Regions from separate parts of the Homo sapiens genome. Here region 2 is linked to region 1. The links are chromatin loops, found by intact Hi-C in ENCODE. Cell type or tissue: endothelial cell of umbilical vein. All regions are shown on one strand. Each heading gives the region's core, and the rest is flanking DNA. Links, peaks and the distances in the headings are about the cores only. Region 1 has its middle 14 kb from the start of IRGC. Region 2 overlaps KCNN4 (potassium calcium-activated channel subfamily N member 4).

Region 1 (16,512 bases), core at 5,033-10,032:
AAGTGCAGTGGCACGATCATGGTTCAATGCAGCCTTGACTTTCCAAGCTCATGCAATCTTCCCACCTCAGCCTCCTGAGCAGCTAGCACCACAGGCACACACTGCTACACCCAGCTGATTTTTCAATTTTTTTTTTAGAGGTGAGGTCCTCCCTACGTTGCCAAAGCTGAAGAACCATTCTGTGATGCAAAAGAGAGTGTGTTTACTGGCCGGGCGCGGTGGCTCATGATTGTAATCCCAGCACTTTGGGAGGCCGAGATGGGCGGATCACGAGGTCAGGAGATCGAGACCATCCTGGCTAATACGACAAAAGCCTGTCTCTACTAAAAATACAAAAAATTAGCTGGGCGTGGTGGCTGGCACCTGTAGTCCCAGCTACTCAGGAGGCTGAGGCAGGAGAACGGTGTGAACCCGGGAGGTGGAGCTTGCAGTGAGCCGAGATTGCGCCACCGCACTCCAGCCTGGGTGACAGAGAGAGACTCTGTCTCAGAAAAAAAAAAAGGCTGATAGGAGAGTGTAGTTACTGAATTTGCAGGCAAAGCCGAAACATTCTCACCTTAGCTTCTTCAAATCTCCAGCTGCCAGGAGTTTTCCTTTTTTAAACTAAGCAATGGATTTTTTTTTTTTTTTTTTTTTTTTTGTGAGACAGAGTCTCTCTCTGTCGGCCAGGCTGGAGTGCAATGGTGCGATCTTGGCTCACTGCAACCTCCACCTCCTGGGTTCAAGCGATTTTCCCTGCCTCAGCTTCCCAGGTAGCTGGGATTGCAGGTACCCACCACCAAGCCTGGTGAATTTTTGTATTTTTAGTAGAGATGGGGTTTTGCCATGTTGGCCAGGCTGGTCTCGAACTCCTGACCTCAGGTGATCCACCTGCCTAGGCCCCCCAAAGTGCTGGGATTACAGGTGTGAGTCACTGTGACCAGCCCTGAGCAGCGGATTTAATTAATTATCACAATGAAGAAAAAAGGCTGACTTGGGAGCTCGAAATTTACAAGATGGAAAGAAAAAGGGCAAAATAGGAAGACTAACAACAGAAATGTGGGACGCGGAATTTTTGCACACATGATCCCTGTGGACACAGACACAGAACATATCTATGCATGGACACACAGGCTTTCATATATATGACATGGGAAAGAGACAGGCATAAACACCCACAAACATACAAAAGCACAAAATATACACAGGCAAGCTGAAATACATTACCAACATCCATGAACGTTCACATCTGTATACCAACATATATATATATACAAGCACCCCCACACCTTGATGGAAACACAGACACACCCAGCCACAGAAACACACACATACCCATAAAACCAGCCTTATACACATACACATAAACACACGCCTTTGTTTATACAGACACGCAGGTAAACACCTACTCACACAGTGTCCTGCAGAGCTACAAAAACACACATCCCTGACCTCCTGCAGACAGTTTCAGAAACACACAGACAATTCAACACAGGAAGGCACAGCCAGATGTGCACACAGACTTAACAGGCCTGCAAACTTGCACACACAAATGGCATTCTTGCAGAAGTGCGCACAAAAGGCACTTTTGCGCACTCATGGGCACATACTGATGTGCCTGGAAACTCAGCTCCATGCACGTGCATGCACACTGGTTGTCTTCCATCCAGTTCATCTTCCTCTGTCCCCAGGTCCTCATGCAACTGTGACCCACACCAAAGCTGAGACCACCGACTGCTTCACCTGCTGAGACCTCCACAGCTGTGGCCCCCTTCCATGCCCAGAGGATAATCACTACTGCCTTCAGATGGCAGGCATCACAGGTGAGTGCCCATGGGGACAGAAATAGGGCTTGGGGTACAGCAAGACCTATCCTCACTCTCCCACTTTGCTGCCTAGCTTCAGCCATTGTAGCCTTTTCCTGGACATGCAGGGCAGAGGCTAGGGTGCAGTGGAGGGTGTGAGTTTGAAATCTGCTGCCATAGTTGTTTAAGTTACTGCTGAATAACAAACTGGCCAGAACTTAGTGGCTTAACCAGTCATAAAAAGACAAATACTGTATGATTTCACTGAGTTATCTAGAGTAGTCAAAATCATTGAAACAGAAGATAGAATGGTGGTTGCCAGAGGTTGGGGGACGGGGGAATGGGAGTTGTTCAATGGGTACAGAGTTTCAGTTGTGCAAAATGAGTTCTAGAGAGCTGTTACACTCAACAATGTGAATATAGTTAACATTACTGAATTGTGCACTTAAAAATTGTTAAGAAGGCCAGCCGGGCGCAGTGGTTCATGCCTTTAATCCCAGCACTTTGGGAGGCCAAGGCCAGCGGATCATCTGAGGTCAGGAGTTCAAGGCCATGCTTTGAACCTTGTCTCTACTAAAAATACAAAAATTAGCCGGGCTTGGTGGTATGCGCCTGTAGTCCCAGCTACTTGGGAGGCTGAGGCAGGAGAATTGCTTGAACCCGGGAGGCAGAGGTTGCGGTGAGCCAAGATCACACCACTTCACTCCAGCCTGGGTGACAGAGTGAGACTCCGTCTCAAAAAAAAAAAATTGTTAAGAAAGCCACACATGATGGTTTATGCCTGTAATCCCAGCACTTAGGGAGGCCAAGGCAGGAGAATCACTTGAGGCCAGAAGTTCAAGACCAGCCTGGGCAACATAGTGAGACTCCCCCCATCTCTATTTTTTTAAAAAAAACATTAAGAGGGTATATTTTATACAGTGTGATTTTCAAAAAAAAAATCACAATTGAAAAAAAGCTTCTTGGATTAGACAAGTATTTGTTATTTCTCACAATTCTGCAGCTGACTGGGCTCAGCTGGGCAGTTCTTCTGCTCTAAGTGGTAAAGGCTGAGGTCACTTATGTGATTGCATTCAGCTGGGAGCTTGACTGCACCTGGAATGTTTAAGACAGCTGGGGAGAGCCTCGCTCCTCTGAGCTCTCACTAGTCAGTTTCCTAGCTTGAGCTTCCTTATAGTACGGTGGCCGGCTTCTGAGAAGGAAGAAGTGGGAACAACCAGGCCTTCTAAGGGATAGACCCAGAACTGTCACAGTGTCACTTCTGCCACAGTCTATTGGTCAGAGCAAATCCCAAGGCAGGCTCAGATTTAAGGGGTGACGTAACAGATTCCACCTCTTGATGAGAGAGTGGCAAGATTATGTTGCACAAGAGCATGCAGGATGGGAGATACAGTTGTGGCCATCTTGGTATCTACTACAACACTCTGGGCAGGCAGCCCCACTTAAGGCTCCTGTCACTCTCTCCCCATAGAAGGAAAAGTGGACTCTTCTGTAAACGGGAAGAGGAGTTGAACTTGAAACCGGCTCTTTGCTATCTTTTTACAGCATAAAGAGACATAGTAAAGATAGTGTTCCAGGCTCCAGTTCTGGACATTTCTGGGATCTTAGAGAAGTTTCTTACTAAGTCCATGAGGTGCTCATAGACAGGGTGGGGAGACCTCACAGATACAGAGCCACCCTATTAATTGAAACCCTAAGGAGAGAAGGCAGGGGATCATGGAAGGCTTTCTGAACTATGTGATTTTTAACTGTTGTTGTTGTTTTGAGACAAGGTCTCACTCTGTCACCCAGGGTGGAGTGCAGTGGCACAACCTTGGATCACTGCAGCCTTGACCTCCTGGGCTCAAGCGACCCTCCCAAGTAGGTGGGACTGCATCACTATGCCTGGCTAATTTTATTTTATTTTTTGTAGAGGCGGGGGGTCCCACTATATTGGCCAGGCTGGTCTTGAACTCCTGGGCTCAAGTGATCCTCCTGTCCCAAAGTGCTGGGATTACAGGCATGAACAATTGCCCCAAGCCTGAACTTAATGTGTCTTAATGAACAATGACCAGCTTTGGATGTATTATGGGGAGATCTCAGGCAGAGTGAATGCCATCAGGGAAATACTCAGAGAGATTTGGGGAGTTCGGTTGGGTGGTGGGTTGTGATTGCCTTTCCTCACTAGCCTGGCCTCCATCTCTCTCCAGGCTTTGGCGAAGGTAACCCTGTCTCCTGGAGAAACGGTTTCTGCGTGACCTCCAAGGACTGCAAATTTGGCAACTCCATCTATGCCCTGACCTATGGTGTTGGCTTTGGCTTCTGCGTCAACACCACCTGTTGCCAAGGCAACTACCAGGAGCCCACCCCTCTCGGTATGCTGTCACCAGAAAGCAGTCAGATGGGTGGCCAAGGAGGTGGTGGGTGACTCTGGAGGCAGAGTTGAGGAAGGAATGCAGGAAGGAACATCACTCAACCCCAACCAGGCTGCCCTCAGGCACCCTGATCCCAGCTTGGGAGGAAATCCCACCAAGGTCATGACAATATTAAGTTCGTGACAATGTGGTAGAGCCTAGGAGTGCACTCGGGGCCCCGGGAGGTCCTGAGATTCCTTCTGACTGACCTTCATCCTCTTCTACACAGCAGCTCATCTGGCCTCACACACCCTGAGTGAGATATTGTGTCCTACATGTCCTGGGAGCTACTTGGAGCCCTGCAATTCCTCCTTCTACATGCAGTGTCCCAGTGGGGAATCTGAGTGTGTCCAGCTGGACCTAACGTCTGAAGAAGGTAATGGGGACAGCACATGTGTGTGTGTGTGTGTGTGTGTGAAGAAGGTAATGGGGACAGCATGTGTGTGTGTGTGCACATGTGTGTGTGCACGAGTGAGCCTTAGCACGTTAGATTTGGATACTGGTGTGCTTGAGTTTGGAGTCTCCCCTCCACCCTTTACTCTGTGTAGCTCAAGGCAAGTGACTTTATCTCTTTGAGCCTCTGTTTTCTCTTCTGGTAATTGGGGATGGTAGACACACACCTTGAAGGGCGTTGTGAGGACAAAGTGAACTCATGAGGGAGGTGACAGAGTAAAGGGCATAAGAACAGGACTCTAGGGCCAGGCTGCCTGGGTTCAAATGCTGAATCCACCACCTGAGCTGGGTGACCTTGACCAGGTGACTTTGCCTCTCTGTGCCTCAATTTCTCCATCTGTAAAAGGGGATAACTTGGTATGCAACAAGTTCTTTAAAAAACAGGGGAGGGCCGGACGTGGTGGCTCACACCTGTAATCCCAGCACTTTGGGAGGCCAAGGCGGGCGGATCACGAGGTCAGGAGATCGAGACCATCCTGGCTAACATGGTGAAACCCCATCTCTACTAAAAATACAAAAAATTGGCCGGGCGTGGTGGCAGGTGCCTGTAGCCCCAGCTACTCAGGAGGCTGAGGAAGGAGAATGGCGTGAACCCGGGAGGCGGAGCTTGCAGTGAGCCGAGATGGCGCCACTGCACTCCAGCCTGGGCGACAAAGCGAGATCCCGTCTCAGAAAAAAAAAATAAATAAAATTAAAAAACTGAAAAAAATAAAAGATCTTTGGACTCAAACAGACCTGGGTTTGTGGTGTGGATTCACAATTTATCTGCAGTGTAGTCTTGGACAAGTTTCATAACCTCGTCTCAAAAAAAAAAAAAGAAAAAACAACAACAAAACGGGAATAACAACAGTCGCTAAGTCCTAAGACTGTTGTGAGAATTGAATAAGATAATCCACTAAACTATATCAGTGCTTTCTGAAAGAAATGTAATGTAAGACACGTGTGTAATTTAAAATTTTCTGGGCCAGGTGTGGTAGCTCACACCTGTAATCCCAGCTCTCTAGGAGGCCAGGATCGCTTGAGCCTGGAAGTTTGAGACCAGCCTGGGCAACAGAGGCAGACCCTATCTCTACAAAAAATTTTCAAAATAATTAGCTGGGCCTGGTGCTACGGCCTGCAGTCGCAGCTACTCAGGAGGCTGGGGTGGGAGGATCACCAGAGCCCAGGAGGTCGAGGCTGCAGTGAGCTGTGATTGTGCCACTGCACTCCAGCCTGGGTGACAGAGCGAGACTCTGTCTCATTTTTTTAAAAAAAGTTTTTAAAAAAGGAAACAAACATTGCACACGAGTGAAAACACACCTGTAACATACGTGTAAGGTAGAAAGAGTGACAACGAGAGAGAGACAGCCGTGACCAGCTCCCAGCTCAAAGAAAAGAACATTCCTGATGAGCTTTCACGAAGGACATGGACTCGAGGGGCTCGCGGGCCCTGTGCGTGTGCAAGGCGCGCGCGTGTGCGCTTGGGTGCGCGCGGGGGTGGCCTTCTGCCTGCGCGCGCCCCCACGTCCCCTCCTTGCACCCTGTCTCCGTCTCGGCAGGCGGCCGGAACGTGAACGTACGCGGCTGCGGCTCCCGAGACCTGTGCAGCGCCCTGGACTGGACCCACGGGCTCTCTGTGCTCCCAAGACACTGGCTGTCGAGCCACTGCAGCCCCCACCGCCGCGCCGTCCTAGAGTCCCACTGCCGCTCGGGCGCCGCGCCCGGCCTCCGCCTCTCCCTCCCGGTTCTGGTGGTAGTCCTGGCAACCGCGACGCTGTGCTAAGGAATCCCGCCTGGACCACCCCGCCGCCCGGGAGGCCCCCTCCACCTGCTTGTTCGGCACGTCGCTAGATGGTGCCCTGGCTCCCCTCTGCTGGGGCAATGCGGAGACCTGGAAGCCTCTGGTGAGAAACTCAGGAAGCAGGGATGAGCTTCCTCCCTCAGACTAGCGTTTCCCAAAGCCAGACCTTCTGCTCCAGACTCAGGGCTTACTCAAGGCTAAGTCCTCTTTCCTCACACCAGGGTCCCAAAGGCCATGCCTCCATCAGCCTAGGGTGTGTCTTCCCCGCTCAGACTAAGGCCACTCACCTGCTGCTGAGATCAGGCGTCTGCTCAACTAAGTTGGGGCGGGGCGCTATACCTCCCCCCTCAGATTAGCACCTTCCCCAAGGCCAAACCTCCTCCCTCAGAAGAGGGCTGTTCTTCTTCCTCAAGTTACTAAGCCTCCTTCTTCAAACGAGGGGATACCCAATATCCGGCTGCTCCCAGACACCAGGGATGTGTCTCTTCTCCCACACATTGACAAGCAACTTCTCTTTTGTTCTCCCTGTTTGGGGTCTAGCAAAATCCTGGGCAGCCAAGGCGGGGCTTGAGGATCCGATACACCCTCTTCCAAGGTTTTCAGAGCAGCCTCCTCCACCCCCACCATGGGCCAAGACGGGGCAGGGGGCATGGGTGGGGTGAGGAGCCCCTCTTCTGTGTGGGCCCAATCTCCCAGCTGTAACCAGATCTGAATGAATCACATCTCACAATGCCAAGTGGTTTGAGTTTCCTTTTTCTGAAGTTTTAGCCTCAAAGAGGGCCCTGATGTGGTCCTCTCTCCTCTGAGGCCAGGGGAGGTTAAGTTACTTCAACTGGTGAACCTGGAGGGGACAAACCGACAACAGTGTCTGGCCAGGGTGGGCATAAGACCAAATGCTGCATCTGGAACTGAACTCAGAGGATTGAGCGGAGAAGTGAAACTGGGTTGCTCACCACAGGCAGAATGCCAGGAACCATTTGCTTTCTGCTGAAAGTGGCTGAGCGCAGTGGTTCACGCCTGTAATCCCAGTGCCTGGGGGCTATGACAGTGGGAGGGAGGGCTACCTAAGAAATCACTCCAGGCCATGCACCAGACAGATTAGGCGGCGTGGCTCTAGGGGGCTTGAAAGAGACCGCCCCCGCCAGGCGCAGTGGCTCCCGCCTGTAATCCCAGCACTTTGGGAGGCCGAGGCCGGCAGATTACTTGAGGTCAGGAGTTTGAGACCAGCCTGGCCAATAGGACGAAACCCGTCTCTACTAAAAATACAAAAACTTAGCCGGGCATGGTGGCGAGTGCCTGTGTTCCCAGTCACTCAGGAAGCTGAGGCAGGAGAATCACTTGAACCTGGGAGGCGGAGGTTGCAGTGAGCTGAGATTGCGTCACTGCACTCCAGCCTGGGCAACAAAGCGAGACTCCGTCTCAAAAACAAAAACTGAAAGTAACAGAAAGCCCAACCGAAAGAATAGAAACAATTCATTTAACATTCATCTAACAAATCTTTATCAGTCACAAGCTATGTATTCTTTTGTAAATGAGACACTGGCGATACAGACAAAATTCTGTGCTCTTATGGAAGTGGTATTTTAGTGGAGGAGACACATAATAAATAAATATCACATATCGTACATCACATATCAGTGAGTACTAGGAAGGAAACAGTGCGGGGAAGGAGAATGGGGAACGCTGCCAAAGAGATATGATCTTATACATGGTGAGTAAGAGCCTCAGTAAGGTGACGTAAGTAAAGACCTAATTGAGGAAGTAAAGACCTACGTGGGGCAAGGGAGAAGGCCATGCAGTTGTCTGAGGTGGGGGAGGAGGACATTCCAGGCAGAGGGAACTGGAAAGGCAAAGGCTCCAAGGCAGATGCAGTAAGAAACAGTTAATGTGGGTCAGACGCAGTGGTTCATGCCTGTAATCACAGTGTGATTTTGGGAGGCTGAGGTAGGAGGATTGCTTGAGGCCAGGAGTTCAAGACCAGCCTGGGCAATATAGCAAGATCCCATCTCTACAAAACATTGAAAAGTTAGCCTAGCATGGTGGTGGACTACAGGTATAGCTGTAGTCCCAGCTGGTCAGGAGATCAAGACCATCCTGGCTAACATGGTGAAACCCCGTCTCTACTAAAAATACAAAAAAAAAAAAATATTAGCCAGGCGTGGTGGTGGGCACCTGTAGTCCCAGCTACTCGGGAGGCTGAGGCAGGAGAATGGCGTGAACCTGGGAGGTGGAGCTTGCAGTGAGCCAAGATCGCGCCACTGCACTCCAGCCTGGGCGACAAAGTGAGACTCCGTCTCAGGAAAAAAAAAAAAATTAAAATAAAAAAATTGAAAAAAAATAAAAGATCTTTAGACTCAAACAGACCTGGGTTTGTGGTGTGGATTCACAATTTATCTGCAGTGTAGTCTTGGACAAGTTTCATAACATCTCTGAGCCTTGTGTTCCCATATTGTAAGGTGTTATTGTAAGGTACATTAAGCACAAGGCTTGGCCCACCCTAAGCTTTCAACCAATTGAAATAGTCATGTCTTCAGGTTGTTAATCATGAGGACTGTGCTATTATTTATCCACATTGTATAGAGGAAGAAACTGAGGCTGAAGGAGGCTAAGAGACTGCTAGTATGAAGAACATTGGGACTGAACACACATCTGTCTGACTCTAGAAGATAAAATTTCCCCCCCTTAAACATTAAGAAAATGTCCAAATATACACAAAAGTAGAGAAAATAGTATAATATCTATGACAGACTGATACCCCAATCTATGATGGGACCAAAATGTGACTGAGCCCAGAGCCCATAGCAGGCGCCCAGGAGATGTTTGCAGCTGGAAGCAGTCATTAAATGACCCTTCAGTATCAATCTCTCAGTGTCCAAAATTATGCACATTTTGCCAAATTATCTCTCTCTTCCTTCCCCCTTCCCTGCCTCCTCCTTTCCTACACCTTCCCCTCTTCCTCCCTCCTCACCTCTCTCTTTTGCTTTTTTTTTTTTGAGATGGAGTCTCTTGCTCTGTTGCCCATGCTGGAGTGCGGTGGCGTGATCTCGGCTCCCTGCAACCTCCGCCACCCAGGTTCCAGCGATTCTCCTGCCTCAGCCTCCAGAGTAGCTGGGATTACAGGCACGCATTACCGTGCCCAGCTGATTTTTGTATTTTTAGTAGAGACGGGGTTTCACCTTGTTGGCTAGGCCTGTCTCGAATTCCTGACCTCAAGTGACCCGCCCGCCTTGGCCTCCCAAAGTGCTGGGATTACAACGTGAGCCACTGCTCCTGGCCTTTCCTTTGCTTTTACCCTCCCTCCTTTGCTCTTTCTCTCTCCCTCCTTCCTTTCTCCCTTCTTTCCTCCTCTCTCTCTTTCTCCCTCCTCTCCTTCATACTTCTTTCTTCCTTTCTCCCTTCTTGCCTTCCTATATTCCCTCCCTCTTCCCTTCTTTCCTTTTTGTGCTGAGACATTTAAAGCAAATCCCAGATATCATATTTCACCCATAAATACTTCCCTGTGCATCAGAGCCCATGCTTTCGACTCTTGTAGGACGGACACATCCTTTCTGGGAGGGAGGATGGAATAAAATAAAGCATACTGAGAGCTTAGCATAACCCACACCCATCCCTGCCTGTTTGCAGAAGGCCTAGAATATCCTAATCCTTCAGGGGAGATCTCCCTTCACCCATGGATCTGTGACATTCTTCTAAATCCTTCATAGAAAGCTCATATCAAAAGTGACTAGTTCACCTGTCTCTACAAAAAAATCAAAAATTAGCCTGGGTGTGGGGGCACACACCAGTGTTCCCAGCTACTCAGGAGGCTGAGGTGGGAGGATCACTTGAGCCTGGGAGGTTGAGGCTGCCGTGAGCTGCGATCGCGCCACTGCACTCCAGCCTGGGCGACAGAGTGAGACCCTGACTCAAAAAAAAAAAAAAGTGACTAGTTGAATATGCGTACAAGAGACATAGCCACAGAGCTCAGCATAGTGGTTCAGAGGATGTACTCAGGTTCCAGTCTGTCTGGGTTCGAAAGCCAACACTTTGCCAGTTACTAGTTGTTTTTTTGTTTTTGTTTTTGTTTTTTACCTTTGGAAACAGAGTCTCACTCTGTCACTCAGGCTGGAGTGAAGTGGCGCAAACTCAGCTCACTGCAGCCTCTGCCTCCCAGGTTCAAGTGATTCTCCTCCCTCAGCCTCCCCAATAGCTGGGATTACAGGCGTGCCACCATGCCCAGCTAATTTTTGTATATTTAGTAGAGATGGAGTTTTGCCATGTTGCCCAGGCTGGTCTCCAACTCCTGAGCTCCGGCAATCTGCCTGCCTCGGCCTCCCAAAATGCTGGGATTACCACCATTTTGTGAGCCACTGAGCCCAGTCACTAGTTCAGTTACTAGTGGCCTCAGGTGAGTACCTTGACCTCAGCTTTCCCATTTGTGAAATGGGACAATAGTGGTTCCTGCTCACAGAGTGGACACAAAGGTTGAGAGAGTCCACACATACACAGAACTCAGAACAGCGCCTGGAATTCAGAGTTCAACACAGGTAAATGGTGGCCCTTACTGTCATTATTGGGGAGGGGGAGTGCCCTTTGGGTCATGGGTCCCGTTTCTGTCTGTTACCCAACATGGCCTCCCGTTGTGAAGGTTGCCTACCCCAAGGTATGGGTGTGAAGGAACCTGGGGGTGGTGAGGAAGGAAGCAACATCTCTGCCAGACTGGAGTCTCGGGGGATGGGTCCCGGATATGACCTGTCCTGGCTGAGTCCAGAGTCCATGGCAGGTGGTCAGGAAACATTTGTGGAAAACAGTCATTTAATGGTCCTGGAATCTGCAGGGGTAAAAGGGACTTTGGGGATGGGGTGGGGCTAACCTGGGTGAAGAATTTGATGTTATTGTACATTGCTAATTTTCCATAGGGGCATACATGTAGGCATATTATTCAAGTTTTAAAATTTTACTATAAATTATTTAAAACAAACAAAAACAAATAAAGAATAAGTGGAGTCTCTTGGCACTCAGTTGAAAGACAAGAAACATCAAAACATTTGAAATACATACCCAGTGGCCATAGCTGTCCCTGGCCACAGCTCCTTTCCTCTCTCCTCACCTGAGATCACCTCTATCCTGAACATGGTATTTCCAATTTTGCCACCTACAGGCATGCTTTTGATTTTTTTTTTTTCAGACAAGGTCTCACTCTGTTGCCCAGGCTGGAGGGCAATGGTGCTATCAATAGCTCACTGCAGCCTCAACCTCCTGGGCTCAAGTGATCCTCCTGCCTCAGCCTCCTGAGTAGCTGGGACCACAGTCATGTGCCACCATGCCCAGCTCTTTCTTCCTTCCTTCCTTCTTCCTTTCCTTTCCTTCTCCTTTCCCTCCCCTCCCCTCCTTTCCCCTCCGCTTCTCTCTCCTTTCCTTCCTTCCTTTCTTTCTCTCTCTCTCTCCCTCCCTCCCTCCCTTCTTCCTTTTTTTTTTTTTTTTGAGATGGAGGCTCACTCTGTTGCCCAGGCTGGAGTGCAGTGGCATGATCTCAACTCTCTGCAACCTCCGCCTCCCAGGTTCAAGTGATTCTCTCAGCCTCCCAAGTAGGTGGGACTACAGGTGCATGCCACTGCTTCTGGCTAATTTTTTTTTTTTTTGTATTTTTAGTAGAGACGGGGTTTCACCATGTTGGTCAGGCTGGTCTTGAACCCCTGACCTCAGGTGATCCACCCGCCTCGGCCTCCCAAAGTGCGGGATTACAGGCATGAGCCACCATGCCCGGTTCCTTCCTTTCTCTTTCTGGTCTCCCTATGTTGCCCAGGCTGTTCTCAAACTCCTGAGCTCAAGCAACTTTCCTGCCTCGAACTCCCAAGGTGCTGGGATTACAATTATCAGGGTGAGCCACTATGCCCAGCCACCTTTAATTTTTTAAGGAAAGTTTTCTCTTCTTTTCTGCTTGGCTCTCTCCTCACCTTTCTCTTCTCTCCCCCACAGACTCCTTCATAGGGGTGCTCATAGCTCACTGCAGCCTTGATCTCCCGGGCTCAAGTGATTCTTCCACCTCAGCCTCCCACGTAGCTGGGACCACAGGCATGCACCCTCATGCTGAGCTGTATGTATATGTTTTGTAGAGATGGGATCTCACTATGTTGCCCAGGCTGGTCTCGAACTACTAGGCTCAAGCGATCTGCCCACCCTGGCATCCCAAAGTGCTGGGATGACAGGCAAGAGCCACTGTGCCTGGCCAACTCTCTGCATCTTGCTTTTCTCAACCCTCCGAGTCATTTGATTCACCCTTTCTAATGGCTGTGTGGTGTGGTTTCCATGGCCTATGGCATGGATCTACCAACATTTATTCAGCAGTCATCGTCCTATTGAGGGGAATTGACGCTGTTTTCTCTTTTGTCCCTCCCACTATGAGAGATGCAGCAGTAAACATCCTCCTGACAAGACAGTTATCATCTGTTATGTGTCTCTGTGTCCTGAATAATTTCTAATGAATTTTAAAAGTTTGGGGCAGGTGCAGTGGCTCACACCTGTAATTCCAGCACTTTGGGAGGCTGAGGCTGGTGGATCACGAGGTCAGGAGTTCGAAACCAGCCTGACCAACATGGTGAAACCCTGTTTCTACTAAAAATACAAAAATTAGCCGGGCGTGGTGTTGCATGCCTGTAATCCCAGCTACTCAGGAGGCTGAGGCAGGAGAATCGCTTGAATCCAGGAGGCGGAGGTTGCAGTGAACCAAGATTGCACCACTGCACTCCAGCCTGGGCAACAGAGCAGGACTCTGTCTCAGAAAAAAAAAAAAGCTTGGATATCATATCCCTTTCATGCATGTTTTAAAAAATTCAAAAATGTGTAATTAAATGAAATTGAAAGTTACACTTAAAAATTAGAAGTAAGAGGCCAGGTGCGGTGGGTCACACCTGTCATCCCAGCACTTTGGGAGGCCAAGGTGGGAGGACCATTTGAAGTTGGGGGTTTGAGACCAACCTGGCCAACATGGTGAAACCCTGTCTTTACTGAAAAATAGAAAAATTAGCCAGGTGTGGTGGCGGTCACCTGTAATCCTAGCTACTCCGGAGGCTGAGGCAGAATCGCTTGAACCTGGGAGGCATAGGTTGCAGTAAGCTTAAATCATGTCACTACACTCCAGCCTGGGTGACAGAGCGAGACTCTGTCTCAAGAAAAAAAAAAAGAGAGAAGAAGTAAGAAACAGTGAAGTGGCCCTCACCTCCCCGGGTGTGCCCCACTCCCCATGTGCCATTTCCATCCAGATGGGGCCCCCTAGACATCCTTTTTCCCCTGCAGGCTCCAGGGAGTGGTCAATGAAATTCCTTCAGTCATGAAAAGTTCCATCAGATAGATCTTTAGGAGCAGGGGTGCTCAACTGAAGGAAATGTGTGCGTTTAATTCATTAATAAGTGTTGTCAGATTTGCCTCAAGTGTTTCATCTGGGGCCTTCCTGCATGGAGAACACCTATTTCTCTCCATCAGGCCGAATCCAACTTCCCAGCCATCCCTTCTGCCTCCTCCCACCCTCTCTCTCTGAACCTTCCAAGGTCACAACGTGGGGTTCTGACCAGTGTTGCGCTGAGCCACGTGGGGCCTGACACAAAAGGCACTATTTACCCATGCCCCTCTGTCATGGTTTCATTTTTGTTTTGTGTTTTTGAGACAAGGCCTGGCTCTGTTGCCCAAGCTGGAGTGTACTGGCTTGATCTCAGCTAAATGCAACCTCCGCCTCCTGGCCTCAAGCCATCCTCCTACCACAGCCTCCAAAGTAGCTGGGGCTATAGACGCCTGCCACCAAGCTCAGCTAATTTTTGTAGAGACCGGGTTTTGTCACGTTTCGCAGGCTGGTCTCGAACTCCTGGGCTGAAGCAATCCGCCCACCTCGGCCTCCCAAAGTGCTGAGATTACAGGTGTGAGCCTCTGCACCTGGCCTTCATGTAATTTTTTTGTTTTTTTGAGACAGAGTCTCTTTCTGTCACCCAGGCTGGAGTGCAGTGGCATGATCTTGGCTCACTGCAACCACCGCCCCTCGAGTTCAAGCAATTCTCCTGCCTCAGCCTCCCAAGTAGCTGGAACTACAGGCACATGCCACCATGCCCAGCTAATTTTTGTATTTTTAGTAGAGACAGGGTTTTGCCATGTTGGCCAGGCTGGTCTCACACTCCTGATCTCAGGTCATCTGCCCGCCTTAGCCTCCCAAAGTGCTGGGATTACAGGTGTGAGCCACCGTGCCTGGCCCTTCATGTTTTTTCAGTGGCTAATTTTTTTCCAGAACATTAAAGTAGTCAAAATAATATTGAAAAATTCTTGAGTGGGTGTATTAAAACTCACGCTATTTCAAGTTAAAATATTTTAATTACAACAATATAAAATGTATTATAATTTTATTTCAGCTTAAGTTAATTAAAAATTATTGAACATCATCACTTGGTTAAGAGAAATTGTCAAGCGTGGAGATTCTCTCAATTGAAAATGAAATAAGCCAAGATGTAGATTTTGAAAACATTATTGATGAGTTATTTTTCCATCAAAGCTGGAGTGTATATTTAGGGCTTGGTGTGGCATTGGTCTTTATTTAGAATTTTGATATTTTGTTCATGAAAATATCAGGGCTGGGCACGGTGGCTCACGCCAGTAAGCCCAACATTTTGTGAGGGCAAGGAGGGTGGATCACTTGAGGTCAGGGGTTTGAGACCAGCCTGGACAACATGGTGAAACCCTGTCTCTACTAAAAATACAAAAATTAGCTGGGCATGGTGGCAGGCGCCTGTAATTTCAGCTACTCAAGTGGCTGAGGCACGAGAATCGCTTGAACCCGGGAGGCAGAGGTTGCAATGAACCCAGATCACACTCCAGTCTGGGCGACAGAGGAAGACTCTGTCTAAAAAAACAAAAGAACAAACCATGGATTTTTTGGCATTAATTTTTATTAGTTAAAATATTGCATTAAAAATTGCATTAAAATATAATTTATCTCAATGACTCAATTTTTCGCACTCCCTTAAATTTTGCACCCAAGGCCAGTTCCTCATTGTCCTTAGTTCTGACCAAATTGAGTCACTGAATGTAGAAGAGTCCCACCTCACTCCTGGCTTGTTTCTGGAAAGCCTGTGGGTTGGCTGGGCTCAGCTGTATGGTTCTTCTGCCCCCCATGTGGTGTTGGCTGGGGTTACACCTGTGCCTGCATTCAGCTGGAGCTCATCTGTGGCTGAAATGTCCTGGATGGCTTCAAGCTCATCTCCATGTGGCTGCAGTCTCTACATGAGGTCTCTCCAGCACGGTAGCAGGACCTCTTTGCATAGTAGTTCTGGAGAAAGAAGGAGAAAACAGGAGCTGCCACCTGTTAAGGCCTGGGCTTGGGAGTCCCAGAGTGTCACTTCTTGTGACAAAGAATGTCACCAGACTGGCCCAAATTTAAGGGAAGGGGAAAGAGACTCTGCCTCTTGCTAGAAAGAGTGGTACATGCCCACAGGGAAGGGAAAATTGCCAGTGGCAGTCTATCCCTTCCCCAAACCCCTTCCCCAACTGCCCACCTCTATCCTCTTGCTTGCTTTTTCTTTGTTTTTCTTATCATTACTTGACACTATCTTAATTACTTTTGTTTATAAGCTCCATGAGAGCAAGGACTGTTTTTGTTTTGTTTTTTGTTGTTTTTTGAGACAGAGTCTTGCTCTATCACCCCAGCTGGATTGCAGTGGCACAATCTCGACTCACTGCAACCTCTGCCTCCTGGATTCAAGCAATTCTCATGGCTCAGCCTCCCGAGCAGCTGGGACTATAGGTGCCCACCACCACACCTGACTATTCTTTTGTTTATTTATTTATTTATTTATTTATTTATTTATTTATTTATTTCGTTATTTACTTATTTTGTAGTTTTAGTAGAGATGGGGTTTTGCCATGTTGGCCAGGCTGGTCTCAAACTCTTGACCTCAAGTGATCCACCCACCTCGGCCTCCCAAAGTGCTGGGATTACAGTCATAAGCCACCATGTCTGGCCCTTTTTCTTCTTTTTTCTTATCACTACTTGACACTATCTTAATTACTTTTGTTTATTCTCTACATATTTAAAAAATATATAAGCTCCACGAGAGCAAGGGCCTTCTGTGTCTTATTCATCACT
Region 2 (12,591 bases), core at 7,199-12,198, 65 kb after region 1:
GAGTCCACTGTTGATGGATTCTGGGGAAAGATTCTGGGTGTTTGATAAAGATACACATGACAGGCCATCTCTGTATTATGTCTATCAGTGTCCAATTTTACTTCTTCAGCTCAGGCCATATCTGAATTTCTCAACCCCAGATCACTCACGATTGCCAGTTTCACGTCAGGGCAACCCTCAGAGGTAGAATTTTCTTAAAAGAGGGAAAGAGGAGGCCTGGCATTGACCTTGGACCCACTGTGTACCAGGCTGTGTGCTCTCTGCTTTATATACATCACTATAATCTTCTCCCCTAATTTGTTTAACAGATGTTGGTCCGCGCAGTGACTCACGCTTGTAATCTCAGCACTTTGGGAGGCCGAGGCAGGCAGATCACCTGAGGTCAGGAGTTCAAGACCAGCCTGGCCAACATAGCGAAACCCCATCTCTACTAAAAGTACAAAAATTAGCCGGGTGTGGTGGCATGCGCCTGTAATGCCAGCTGCTCGGGAGGCCGAGGCACGAGAATCACTTGAACCCAGGAGGTGGAGGTTGCAGTGAGCTGATATCGCACCACTGCACTCCAGCCTGGGTGACAGAGTAAGGCTCTGTCTCAAAAAAAAAAAAAAAAAAAAAAAAAAACAGATGTAGACAAATGAGCCTGGAAGAGAGAAGGGCCTTACCGAAGTCCCCATAGGCAGGAAGCAGCAGGGCCTGGATTCAAACCCGGGCCTGGATTCAAACCCAAGCCTGTCTCACTCCAGAGCAAGCCTACACTTTTTCCCTGGCACCGGGGAGCCAGCCTGGTGATGAGTCAGCAGTACAGTCAGGCACCCAGTGAGCTGCCTTTTGTATTAGTGGCATGGTATGCTGTTCTGGAGATATATCATACTTTAACACTTTCTCTGTTGATGAGCATTTAGACTGTTGCTGAACTTCTGCTCTTACAAACATTTACTGCAGGGGTTTGTGTGTATGTTTCTGTTTTCTAATTTTTTCTTTTTCAGACATGTTCTTGCTGTCTCGCCCAGGCTGGAGTCATGTAATACAGTTGTGGCTCACTGCAGCCTCAACCTCCTGGGCTTAAGCAATCCTCCCACCTCAGCCTGAGGAGTAGCTGGGACCACAGGCATGTGCTACCACACCCAGCTAATTTTCTATTTTTTGTAGAGACGGGGTTTCACTATGTTGCCCAGGCTGTCTCAAACTCCTGGCTCAAGCAGTCCTCCTGCCTCAGCCTCCCAAAGTGCTGAGATTATGCTACAGTTAATATCCTGGTACACGTGGCTGCATGTATATGTTAGTATTGTCAGTAGACTATCTCATTTGAAGTGCAAGTAGAATTGCTGGGTCAAAGGGTATGCACATTGGGAATTTTGAGAGCCATTGCCAAATGATCTGTTCATGTCTTTATTTTTTGTTTTTGAGACAGGGTCTCCCTCTGTCACCCAGGCTGGAGTACAGTGGCATGATCATAGCTCACTGCAGCCTCAGCTTCCCAGGTTCAAGCAATTCTCCTGTCTCAGCCTCCCGAGTAGCTGAGACTACAGGCATGTGCCACCACACCCGGCTAATTTTTGTATTTCTTGTAGAGACAGAGTTTCACCATGTTGCCGAGGCTGGCCTCAATCAATCCTTCCACCTCAGCTTCCCAAAGTGCTGGGACTACAGGTGTGAGCCACTGCGCCTGGCCCTGTTCATCTCTTTTTCACTTTTTGTTCATTTCTTTCATTTATATGTTGAATGAATTATGGAACTCTAGTCATCTGCCAGGCACAGCTGTAGGCTGGAGATCCTGTAATGAATAGGAAAAGCACCTGCCCTTTGGGAGCAGATATTCTAGTGGGGCAGATGACATCAGATAAAGGATGCTTGGAAGAAAAGAAAATCGGGGGTGAGGATTGGGAAGACATTGCAAAGGATACAAAATTTCATTTAGACAGGAGGAATAAATTCAAGAGATCCAGTCCACAACATGGTAACTATAGTTAGTAACAATGTATACTTGAAAATTGCTAAGAGGATAAATTTTCAGTGTCCTCACCACAAAAATGATAAATATGTGAAATAATGCATATGTTAATTAGCTTGATTTAGCCATTGTACAATGTATAAATATACAAAACATGTTGTACACCATAAATATATACAATTTTTATTTTTCAATTAAAAATAAAGTCAGGTGCCGGGCGCAGTGGCTCACGCCTGTAATCCCAGCACTTTGGGAGGCCGAGGCGGGCAGATCATAAGGTCAGGAGATCGAGACCATCCTGGCTAACATGGTGAAACCCCGTCTCTACTAAAAATACAAAAAATTAGCCAAGCGTGGTGGCGGGCGCCTGTAGTCCCAGCTACTCCGGAGGCTGAGGCAGGAGAATGACATGAACCTGGGAGGCGGAGCTTGCAGTGAGCCAAGATCGCACCACTGCACTCCAGCCTGGGCAACAGAGCGAGACTCTGTCTCAAAAAAAAAAAAAAAAGTCAGGTTACAGGAATTGACAGTGATAGAGGTCACAGAGAGTGACAGGTGGCCAGGGAAGGCCGCTTTGAGGGGATGACATTTGATCAGAGGCCTGAATGCAGTTAAGGAAGGTCAGGAAATGAGCCATCTAAAGATGCTGAAGAACGGCCAGTAAAAGACCCCAAAGTGGGAGTGGGCCTGGCTGTCCAAGGATGGTCAAGGTGGCCAGAGTGGCTGAAACAGAGCAAGGGAGGGAAAGAAGGGCAGGATTATTTAGAGACGGAGCTGTAGACAGGGCCAGTTTACATAAAGTCTTACAGGCCATGGTAAGCATTTGGAATTTACTTCCAAATGTAACAAAGCCATTGCAGGGCTACAAACAAGCACCGGCTTGTTCCAATTAATGTTTACAAAGACTTCTCCAGTGAACAACAAAAATTAACAGTGATTGCCTATAGGGATGAGGGTTATAGACAGATGTGGGTCAGGGCTATGGGAACTTAAAAAGCGTTGTTGTTTTTTTAAACCACGTAATTATTAGCTATGCGCAAAAATGTTCAGTGAAAACAGTGCTGGTTGCTGTGAGGAGAATGGCCTGCAGGGGCGGAAGCAGGAGATGAGAAAGCTGGTGTCCTTGCCTGGGCAAGAAAGGATAGTGGTTCTGGAAGAGGGTGGTGCTAATAGATGAGTTGAGAAGGGTCAGGAACTGGGATCTTTTTTGAAGGTAGCGCCAAGAAATTAAACATGGGGTGTGAGAGGAAGCATGAATCAGGGGTGACTTGAAAGTCATCCTAGAGATCTGTTGTACAACAGGGTGACTCTCATTCATAACAATGTGTTATATGCTTGAAACTTACTAAAATAATAGATTTTAAGTTTTCTCACACCACAAAAAAATAAGTATGTGAAATAATGCATATGTTAATTAGCTTGATTTAGCCATTCCACAATGTGTACATATATTAAAACATCATGTTATTTGCAGCATTAAAAAAAGTTCTAGCGGGGAGGGGGGAGGGATAGCATTAGGAGATATACCTAATGCTAAATGACGAGTTAATGGGTGCAGCACACCAGCATGGCACATGTATACATATGTAACAAACCTGCACATTGTGCACATGTACCCTAAAACTTAAAGTATAATAATAATTAAAAAAAAAAAGTTCGAGAGGTTTTGGTCCTGGCCAACTGCCTGAAGACTGAGACTTTTTTTTTTTTTTTTTTTTTTTTTTTTTTGAGATGGAGTCTTGCTCTGTCGCCCAGGCTGGAGTACAGTGGCGTGATCTCGGCTCACTGCAAGCTCCGCTTCCTGGGTTCATGCCATTCTCCTGCCTCAGCCTCCCGAGTAGCTGGGACTACAGGTGCCCACCACCACGCCCGGCTAATTTTTTTGTATTTTTAGTAGAGTCGGGGTTTCACCATGTTAGCCAGGATGGTCTCGATCTCCTGACCTCGTGATCCACCCGCCTCAGCCTCCCAAAGTGCTGAGATTACAGGCGTGAGCCACCACGCCCGGCCTAAGACTGAGGCTTTTTACCGGGATGAGGAAAAGTACTTTTGATGGGAAATCAACAAGCTTTGAAATTCTTAACTTTGAGATGCACGTTGGTCATCAAATAAGTGGTTGGAGTTAGGGGAAAAAGCCGGGGTTTGTAGATAAAGACTTTCTGACTTTGCGTCACAGAATTTAGTTTAATTAATTAATTTATTTTGAGACAAAGTCTTGCACTGTCACCCAGGCTGGAATGCAATGGCACGATCTTGGCTCCCTGCAACCTCCACCTCCCGAGCTCAAGCAATCCTCCTGCCTCAGCCTCCCAAGTAGCTGGGACCACATATGCTCTAGCACACCCGGCTAATTTTTTAGAGATGAGGGTTCACTATGCTGCCTAGGCTGGTCTCGAACCCCTGGGTTCAAGCAATCCACCCCATCAGCCTCCCAAAGGCTGGGATTACAGTCACTACAGAGTTTTAAAAATACACACAAAGATGTTATGGTATGAAGAGACTCCCACGTACCCATCGCCCAATATTGACAGACATCTGCATTTTTCTTGTCTTATGTCTTCTATTTTTCCCTCCCACATATAAGCATACTTCCCGCCACCCCCTGGAGTTTTGTTTGTTTTAAGAAAATCACAGATAACCTGTCATTTTGTTAATAACTATACAAGTATGCTAAATTTTGGAGCTGCCTATTTATAGATGATATTTAAAGCTATGATTTGCTGAGATCATCTAGGCTGAGAGGTTGAAGAGAGCAGGGACTAGGCCTGAGCATCCCGCATGTAGAAGCCAGGATCCTGGAGAGGGGCTGAGATGGAGCCAGGAGTGTCAGGAGAGGGGATGACCTGGCGCCATGGGATCAAAGGGTTCCAAAGAGAAGATAATGGACTAAGGAGCAGAGACACGGGGCAGCAGCTGGAGGCAGATGTGGGGTCCACCATGGAAAAGACATGACTTTTGATCCCCCATCTAACTGTGTTATGGAACCTTCTCAGTATCTATCAGGAAAAATGTATAAGTACTTATTTTTCTTTATTTTTATTTATTTTCTTTTTGGGTGACATATAACTTAAGTGTGGTAAAGTATATAAAGGGCACAGATCTTAAGTGTACCAGGTAATGAATTTTCACAAATTTATGCATCCATGTAACCGCTAATCAGAGAACATTTCCAGCACCCAGACGTCTTCCTTGTGCTCTTTCCCTGTCAATTCCCCTGCTCCAGAAGCAACCACCCATCTAATGCCTTTCAAAAACAGGCACAGAGATTCGTTGTGTCTGTTTTTGAACTTCATGCGAATGAAATCTTACAGCATGTCTTCCGTGTGTCTGGCATCTTTAGCTCTTTATGTCTGGCAAAGTCTTTTATGTCATTCTATGTAGCAGGAGTTTAGAACCAACTTTATGGCCGGGCTTGGTGGCTCACATCTGTAATCCCAGCACTTTGGGAGGCGGAGGCAGAGGCAGGCAGAACACGTGAGGCTAGGAGTTCGAGACCAGCCTGGCCAACATAATGAAACCCCATCTCTACTAAAAATACAAAAAATTAGCTGGGCGTGGTGGAGGTGCATACCTGTAATCCCAGCTACACTCGGGAGGCCGAGGCACGAGAATTGCTTGAAGCTGAGAGGCAGAGGTTGCAGTGAGCCGAGATCACGCCACTGCACTCCAGCCTAGGTGACAGAGCGACAGATATTTTGCAGTTTGGTGAATAGTGAACTTTAAGGAAAATGGAGAATCTAAAATGCTTCTGAAAGTTCCAGTGGGATGTTTATAAGATGGGAGAAATTATAGCATGTTTGTGTGCAGATGGGAATGATAGAGGGAAAAGAGACCAGGAGACTTTGGAGCTGTTTTTTGAGGAGGTGTGGACAGGGTGAGGGGGCTAGACTTGACTTGAAGAAGGGCCAGCTCATCCTGGAAAAAGAAAGGAAAGTTTTATCATTTGACACCCCCTCCAAATTATAAAAAGCACTCTCCTGGTTTGTATATGTTAGCAGCTATTCCACACAACATAAAAGCTTAAAGCATGCCTTTGGACTGCCAGTCTGGTGTTGATGATGATGATACAGCTTCCTTTATGGACCATAATAAATAGCTGGGCTGGGCATGGTGGCTCCTGCCTGTAATCCCAGCACTTTGGGAGGCCAAGGTGGGAGGATCTCTTGAGCCCAGGAGTTTGAGACCAGCCTGGGCAACATAGTGAGACCCCCGTCTCTACAACAAAGAACTGAATAAATGTTAGTGATGTTTATTTTTATTCTGAGTGGATGGGGCAAGAAGGAGGGGAGAGCAGCAGGCAGTTTGGGAAGGAAGAGGAGCCTAGTGGCCTGAGCAGCCAGGACAGGGAGGAGAAGGGGAGGCCAGAAGACGGGGAGAGACTGAGCTTGCAGAGTCCCCCGGGTGAGGCTTGTGGGCATACTGACACAATGGAATACTACTGTGTAATGAAAAGGATGAGCAGCATGGCTGAATCTCACCACCACCCTGCAGAGCCCAAGACACAGATACACACCAGGGCGTGCAGCAGGGTTCCTTCCAAAGTTCAAAGTTGAACAAAAGGAATCAAGACAGGTCAGGATGGTGGTTCCTGGGATGAAGGGGGCTGTTGGCTGGGAGGGAAATGAGAGCTTTAGGGGGCTAGACACTTCTAGCTTGATCTGAGTGATGGCTACTCAGGTGAATGTATTTGAAGAAATATATTGAGATTACATTTAAAATTTGTGTACTTTATTGTATGTTAAAATATATGTCAGTTAAAGAAAAAAAGGGGGCAGGCATGGTGGCACACAGCTGTAGTCCCAGCTGCTTGGGAGGCTGAGGCAGGAGGATCACTTGAGTGCAGGAATTCGAGGCTGCAGTGAGCTACGATTGTACCACTGTACTCCAGCCTGGGTGACAGAGCAAGACTCTGTCTCTAAAAAAAAAAGAGCTGGACTCAGAGCTAGACTTTGACAGGAGGGCAGTGGGAGGAATGGGAAGTGTGTGGGTGTTAGAAAGGTCCTCAAGGGCAGTTGGGGGATTTATGAAGGGGAAAGGCCCGTGACTGGCTGTATGACCCTGGGAAGCCCCTGCCCTCTCTGGACCGCCTTTCCCCCACCCAGTCCTCATGAGAGTGCAGGCAGAACAGAAATAGGAGAAGGAAGGAGCCAAAATCACCATGAGACTCAGCTCCTGGAGGACAGAGCCCTCTGATTCATGTCTGCAGCCCAGCTCCTGGCTCAGGGCCTTCAGGAAGTGTTGATTTGGTGAGGGGGGTGCAAAACCTGCCAGAAGTGGGGGCATCCAGGCTTGAGCCCCACAGTGGAGAATGAGGGCAGGCGGGCCAGGGCAGATCCAAGATAATTCAGAACACAGGATCTCTTGTATGTTCTCCTAGGTTCTTAGTCAAAAGCCCCTTTTCACTGGTTCTGACCTTGCCTCAGCTGAAATCAACATGGGATGGCTCAGCTGAAACCAACATGGGGTGGCTTCAGGCCATCCCAGGCATTCAGAGGGTTCGTTTAATGACATTCACTGAGGCCCTGTCTATGTCAGGCCCTTGGTGTTGAAGACGCAATCATGAACAAAAATGAAAATACAATGTGATGGTCTCCTGAGTGTCTGAATGCGCCAGGTGGCTAAGTGCTGGGGCTCTGGGGTCAGGCTGCCTGGGTCACATCCTGGCTCCAAACTGCTTTGCTATGGCTTCGGGCAGTTACCTCATCTGTAAAATGGGACCAACATTGCCTACCTTGCCTCCTTTTGTGAGGTCACTTATTAAAAGGGCTTAGCGTGGTGCTTGACCCATTATTATTATTATTATTATTATTATTATTATTATTATTATTATTATTATTACTACTACTACTACTACTTGAGACAGGGTCTCACTTTGTCACCCAGGCTGGAGTGCAGTGGCACGACCACAGCTCACTGCAGCCTCGACTTCCCAGCCTCTTCAAGTGTTCCTCCCACCTTACCCTCCCAAGTAGCTGGGACCACAGGTGTGTGCCCCCACACCTGGCTAATTTGTTGTCGTTGTCGTTGTTGTTGTTGTTTGAGATGGAGTCTTGCTCTGTCACCCAGGCTGGAGTGCAGTGGCACGATCTCGGCTCACGGCAAACTCCGCCTCCTGGGTTCAAGTGATCTCCTGCCTCAGACTCCCGAGTAGCTGGGATTACAGGCACACACCACCACGCCTGGCTAATTTTTGTATTTTCAGTATAGACAGGGTTTCACCATTTTGGCCAGGCTGGTCTCGAACTCCTGGCCTCAGGTGATCTGCCTGCCTCGGCCTCCCAAAGTGCTGGAATTACAGGCGTGAGCCACCATGCCTGGCCAGACCCAATATTATTATCGTGATAGGGATAGGTTTATGAGGCTATAGGAGTATCAGACAGGGCCTCCTGGAGGAGGGGACATATTAGCCGAGGCCTACAGGAGGCGTAGGAAGGAGTGTTTGCCAGCTAAAAGGGAGTGGAGGCAAGGAAAGAGAGGTCCCAGAAGAATGAGTTTGGCAGGGGCTTTGGCAACACTGCCAGGAGAGCTTCTTGCAGGGGAAGGGTGTCAGCAATATCTGGAGGTCTCATCCAGTTCCTTTCTTGAGTCCCCGCCTTTACTCCCCAGGTGGGCTGGCCTCCAGAGGAAGGGCAGTTCGTGGCAGTGGGTGGCGGAGGCTCCAATTTAGCTCTCAGGGATGAAGGGGCGAGGCTGGCTGTGGACTTTAAGGGAAATCCAAAGATAGCTCAACAGAAAAGGATGACTCGCAGCCTGATCTTCCCCTCAAGAGGAGGGAAGCAAGAATGAATCAGCCTCTCAAGCTGGAATGAAGTTGCGGCGGGAAGTCAGTCCTCGGTTTGTGGCCCAAGGCCACTCTGCCTCTGACTCACCTTGCAGTGGGGCGGGATGGGTGTGAATCTGGGCTCTCCAGCCCGTATTCCTAGCTTCCGGCTGGGGGCCTGAGGGGAGGCCTGGCTCCTCTTGAAACCTCGGTTTCTACATCTGTGCAGTGGGGTAACGAGGGTCAGGAGAGTGGTTATGGTGACTTATAAACAGAGCTGGGCACACAGTAGGGCCTCTGGAAGTGCCAGCCCCCCTCCTTTGCCCCCTTCCCTTTCACATCCTCTCTTGAGCGGATGTGAAACGGGTATGTGGGTGGTTTGGGGAGGTTTGGGGCCTCTGTTAGTCTCTTGATGAGTGAGTTGTCATCTAGATTCTGGTAAGGCATGAATAGAGGGAGAAAAGCAACAAAAAATCAGAAAAAGGGCAGCCACGCATTGTGTGTGAAAATCAAAAACAATAATAAAAATGATTCTTGGCCAGGGACAGTGGCTCACGCTTGTAATCCCAGCACTTTGGGAGGCTGAGGCGGGCAGATTGCTTGAGCCCAGGAGTTCAAGACCAGCATCTGCAACATAGTGAAACCCCATCTCTACTAAAAATACAAAAATTAGCCAGGCGTGGTGGCAGGTGCCTGTAATCCCAGCTACTTGGGGACTAAGGCAGGAGAATCGCTTGAACTCTGGAGGCGGAGGTTGCAGTGAGCCGAAATCGCGCCACTGTACTCCAGCCTGGGTGACAGAGCAAGACTCCATCTCAAAAAAAAAAAAAAAAGATTCTCTCTCACATATTTGGTTCCTACTAAATGCCTCTGGGCTACTCCATGTTTTAATCTTCACAGCAGTTCCATGGGGAGGCAGTCCCATTTCACAGGTGAGGTAAACTGTTCAGAGGTGAAGCCACTTACCCAAGATCACACCACCAGTGGATGGTAGAACCAGGATTTGGACCCTGATCTGTCTGAGTTCAAAGCTGTTGCTCTTTGCCTCAGATCTGGGCAGGGGACTGTTGCTGAGGACTGCCCAGCCTACAGAGTTGGGAGGGCACTTACAGGAGAAGGCCTCTGAGACAGGTTCAGACAAGGCAACAGTCTTCCACTGGACGGTCTGCCAGTTAGGAGTGTAGATATGTTTAGAGAGAAATGGCAACTTCTGGCTTTAACATTTATTACAAAGATAAGAGCAGAGGCTGGTGAGTTACACTTCTTCCTCCCCACCAGGTGCTCTCTGCAGCTCTGGAAAAATGGTGTCCTCTTTGTTGTCCCACCAGGGGGCGCCACCTCCAGCCCCGCCCCAGCCTCATACCCAGTTCTTCAGCTCGGCCAGCGGTAACTGAAGCCTCCCAGAATCCTGGATCCGGGCCCCTAGTACCCTCTTTCCCAGGGACCCAGGAGTCCTGCCTCCAGTCGCCTGCACTTGTAACTGAGAGCTGGAGGTCGTCCATAGCAGCATAGTGAGAGTGTTTTTGATGAGGGTATGCAGAGTGGGGGTGACCATGTTCCCACCTGGGGCCTCAGGTGGGCCAAGGCCTACCCACTTTAGCCAGCGTCCCCTCCAGCAGCCATCAGCAAGCCAACCCACTCCAAGCCAGGGCCCCCTTTGGTCCTTGCACTTGAGGTGCTTTGTTCAGGGCTGGGTCAGGAGTGGCAGAGACGATGTCCACCACCTCAGTACTGGGGAAAGTAGCCTGGTTCCTCCTCGTGGGTCCTGGAGAGACAGAGAGACTGATGGAGAGGCAGGCCAGGAAGAGGGAGAGTGAGAGTGGGACACACCGAGGTGCAGACAGAAACCGGTGGGCAGAAGTGGGAGACAGGGGGCAGGTGTTTCCGGGCCCCGAGGCCAGGGGGCAGGAGGGCATTTAGACAGAGACATTGGATGGACAGCCAGACAATGTGCCCAGGACAGGCAGAGAGAGAGAGAGAGACCAAGCAAAGAGGGAGAAGGCCATCAAGGGTCAGTGAAGGGGAGAGGGTACACCATCTTCCTTCACTGCCAGTCCAGCCCCGAACTGAGTCCTTTCCTCCAGACAGTGCCAGAGCTGATGAGAAAAGGCGGCCTTGTCTCCCAGCCATCCCCCGCCCCCTTAGCCACATAGGGTGCTGGCCACAGGAACCCTTCCTCCAGGATGCCTTCCTGCCCAAGTCCCAGCCCCCTCACCAGCTACTTGGACTGCTGGCTGGGTTCTGGAAGCTGCCTCGGCCCCAGGGCAGTGCTAAGCAGCTCAGTCAGGGCATCCAGCTTCCCCGCCAGCGTGTCAATCTGTTTCTCCAGGGCCCGGTGTGAGCTGCTCAGATTCTGCTGCAGGTCATACAGGATCATGTGCATCTGGGTGGGAGGAGAGGATCAGAGGTGTCGGGGCTGGGGTCGACCCCCACCTACTCCATAGCGTAAGGCAATGGAACCAATATTGACCACATCCTTATGGTCCTCTGAGGATTACCCTCGACAATAACTGTTACCATGTATTGACCACCTACCACTTCCCAGCTACCTGCCCAGGTGTTTCCCTATATGGTTTAAAATCCTCCCAAAAGCCACAGGGAGTGGGAATCCTGTTCCTGTCTTACAGCTGAGGAAACAGGCATGGAACAGTTAAATGACATGCCCAAAGCAGCTCCTGAAATAAGACCTAGAACATAGCAGGTGCTCATTAGATATTTCTAGCATGGATGATGCCTGACTTCCAAATCCACATAGTCTTTTACTGCATTCTCTGGCTAGGATTCACTAGTTGATCCCTGAGGGTTTGTGGATTTTCTATGGAAATTCTTGAATTCTGTGTTTTTGGCTTGATAACCTTCAGAAATTACCACCTGCCAATTCCTGCAGATCTGGGCCACTGCCTCGTCACTGAGACCTGCCATGCGGTTTTGGGGCCTGCATCTGTGACCGTGCTTACCATGGCATTGCTGCCAGGGGCCACTGTTTGAACTGTCGTGGGCTAACGAGAAAAAGCAAAGGCCACCAGATAAGCAGAAGATGCTGTGAGCCAGGCCAAGGGGGTGTTGTGACATCATTGTCCCTAAGCACTGGCGAAATCAAATGGTCTCAGCAGAAGAAGGGGGCGGGTAGCTGAGTCACGCCTTGGCCAGGCAAACTTGCATGGACGTCCCTGTTGCCCTGAGTACCCCTCCACAAGAGCAGCAGAGATTGAGTTTTACGGAAACAATGTCACCTGTGTCCTTGTCAGTGTTGTTCATTTTAATTGTATTGGTTTTGCCGTCTATGGGCTTGGTTTGTAAATTTGCTTTGGTTTTATTGTATGAGCTGTAGTTGGAAGGAATTTTATATCCGTCCACATGTAAGTAACTTAACAATAAAGATAATTTGAAACCAAACACTGGGGTTCTTTGTGCAATTTTTTTTTTTTCAGTTTGTAAGGGATCTGTGCCTTTCATGAATGTAAGAAGCTCTGTGTTGCATCATTCATTCCTTCCTTCCTTCATTCAACCACAGACCTTTACTGACAGGCTGTGTGTGCCAGGCCCCTGCCAAGGTTCCCTGTTCTAGGGCCAGATTTCCCTCCCTGTGGCCCCAACCTCCCCCTTCTTCAAGACCTCCTCCCACGGGATCCTAGTACCTTGGAGATGTCCACCATGGAGTTCACTTGTTCCCGGAGCTTCCGGTGTTTCAGCCGCACCTGGCGGAACCTGTGGGAAGAAGTGGGGAGTCAGTTTTACAAGCCTGGTCCCTGAATGTAGCTGTAGCTCAGGGGAGGAATGAAGGGAGGAGAGGCACATGAAGAAACAAAACAAAGAAACAAAGTTGTCGAAGAGCTGAAAGAGTGGGAGGGGATGCACCCTGCCTCCCCACGAGCCCCCA

The links. Hi-C counts contacts between places; a loop is a spot of excess contacts. Peaks named below come from ENCODE experiments on the same cell type or tissue, not always from the same donor. Only the 100,000 strongest peaks of a DNase experiment are listed, where the experiment ranks them.
Region 2: it touches region 1 in a loop (1.8-fold over the local background); 3 of 110 quality-filtered maps call a loop at or near these places.

Annotation. Positions count from the first base shown.
Region 1 is chr19:43,693,380-43,709,891 of GRCh38, forward strand. It overlaps the pseudogene LOC105372412. Among named protein-coding and RNA genes, the nearest start is that of IRGC, 14 kb to the right of the region's middle. RefSeq lists enhancers at 7,065-7,565, 7,924-7,973, 7,984-8,033, 8,124-8,183. In endothelial cell of umbilical vein, for the core only: no CTCF peak of the experiment used is centred there; DNase peaks (open chromatin) are centred at 6,432, 7,372 and 8,092; H3K4me3 peaks cover 1,051 bases; H3K27ac peaks cover 1,909 bases.
Region 2 is chr19:43,756,614-43,769,204 of GRCh38, forward strand. It overlaps KCNN4 (potassium calcium-activated channel subfamily N member 4), which reads right to left. Exons shown (of 9, transcript NM_002250.3): 7 at 12,350-12,419; 8 at 10,927-11,094; 9 at 9,920-10,476. The coding sequence ends at 10,930. Among named protein-coding and RNA genes, the nearest start is that of SMG9, 7.9 kb to the left of the region's middle. RefSeq lists silencers at 7,854-8,079, 9,643-9,806 and enhancers at 8,427-8,486, 8,507-8,736, 9,167-9,256. In endothelial cell of umbilical vein, for the core only: a CTCF peak has its summit at 10,044 (motif pointing right); DNase peaks (open chromatin) are centred at 8,768 and 10,048; H3K27ac peaks cover 824 bases.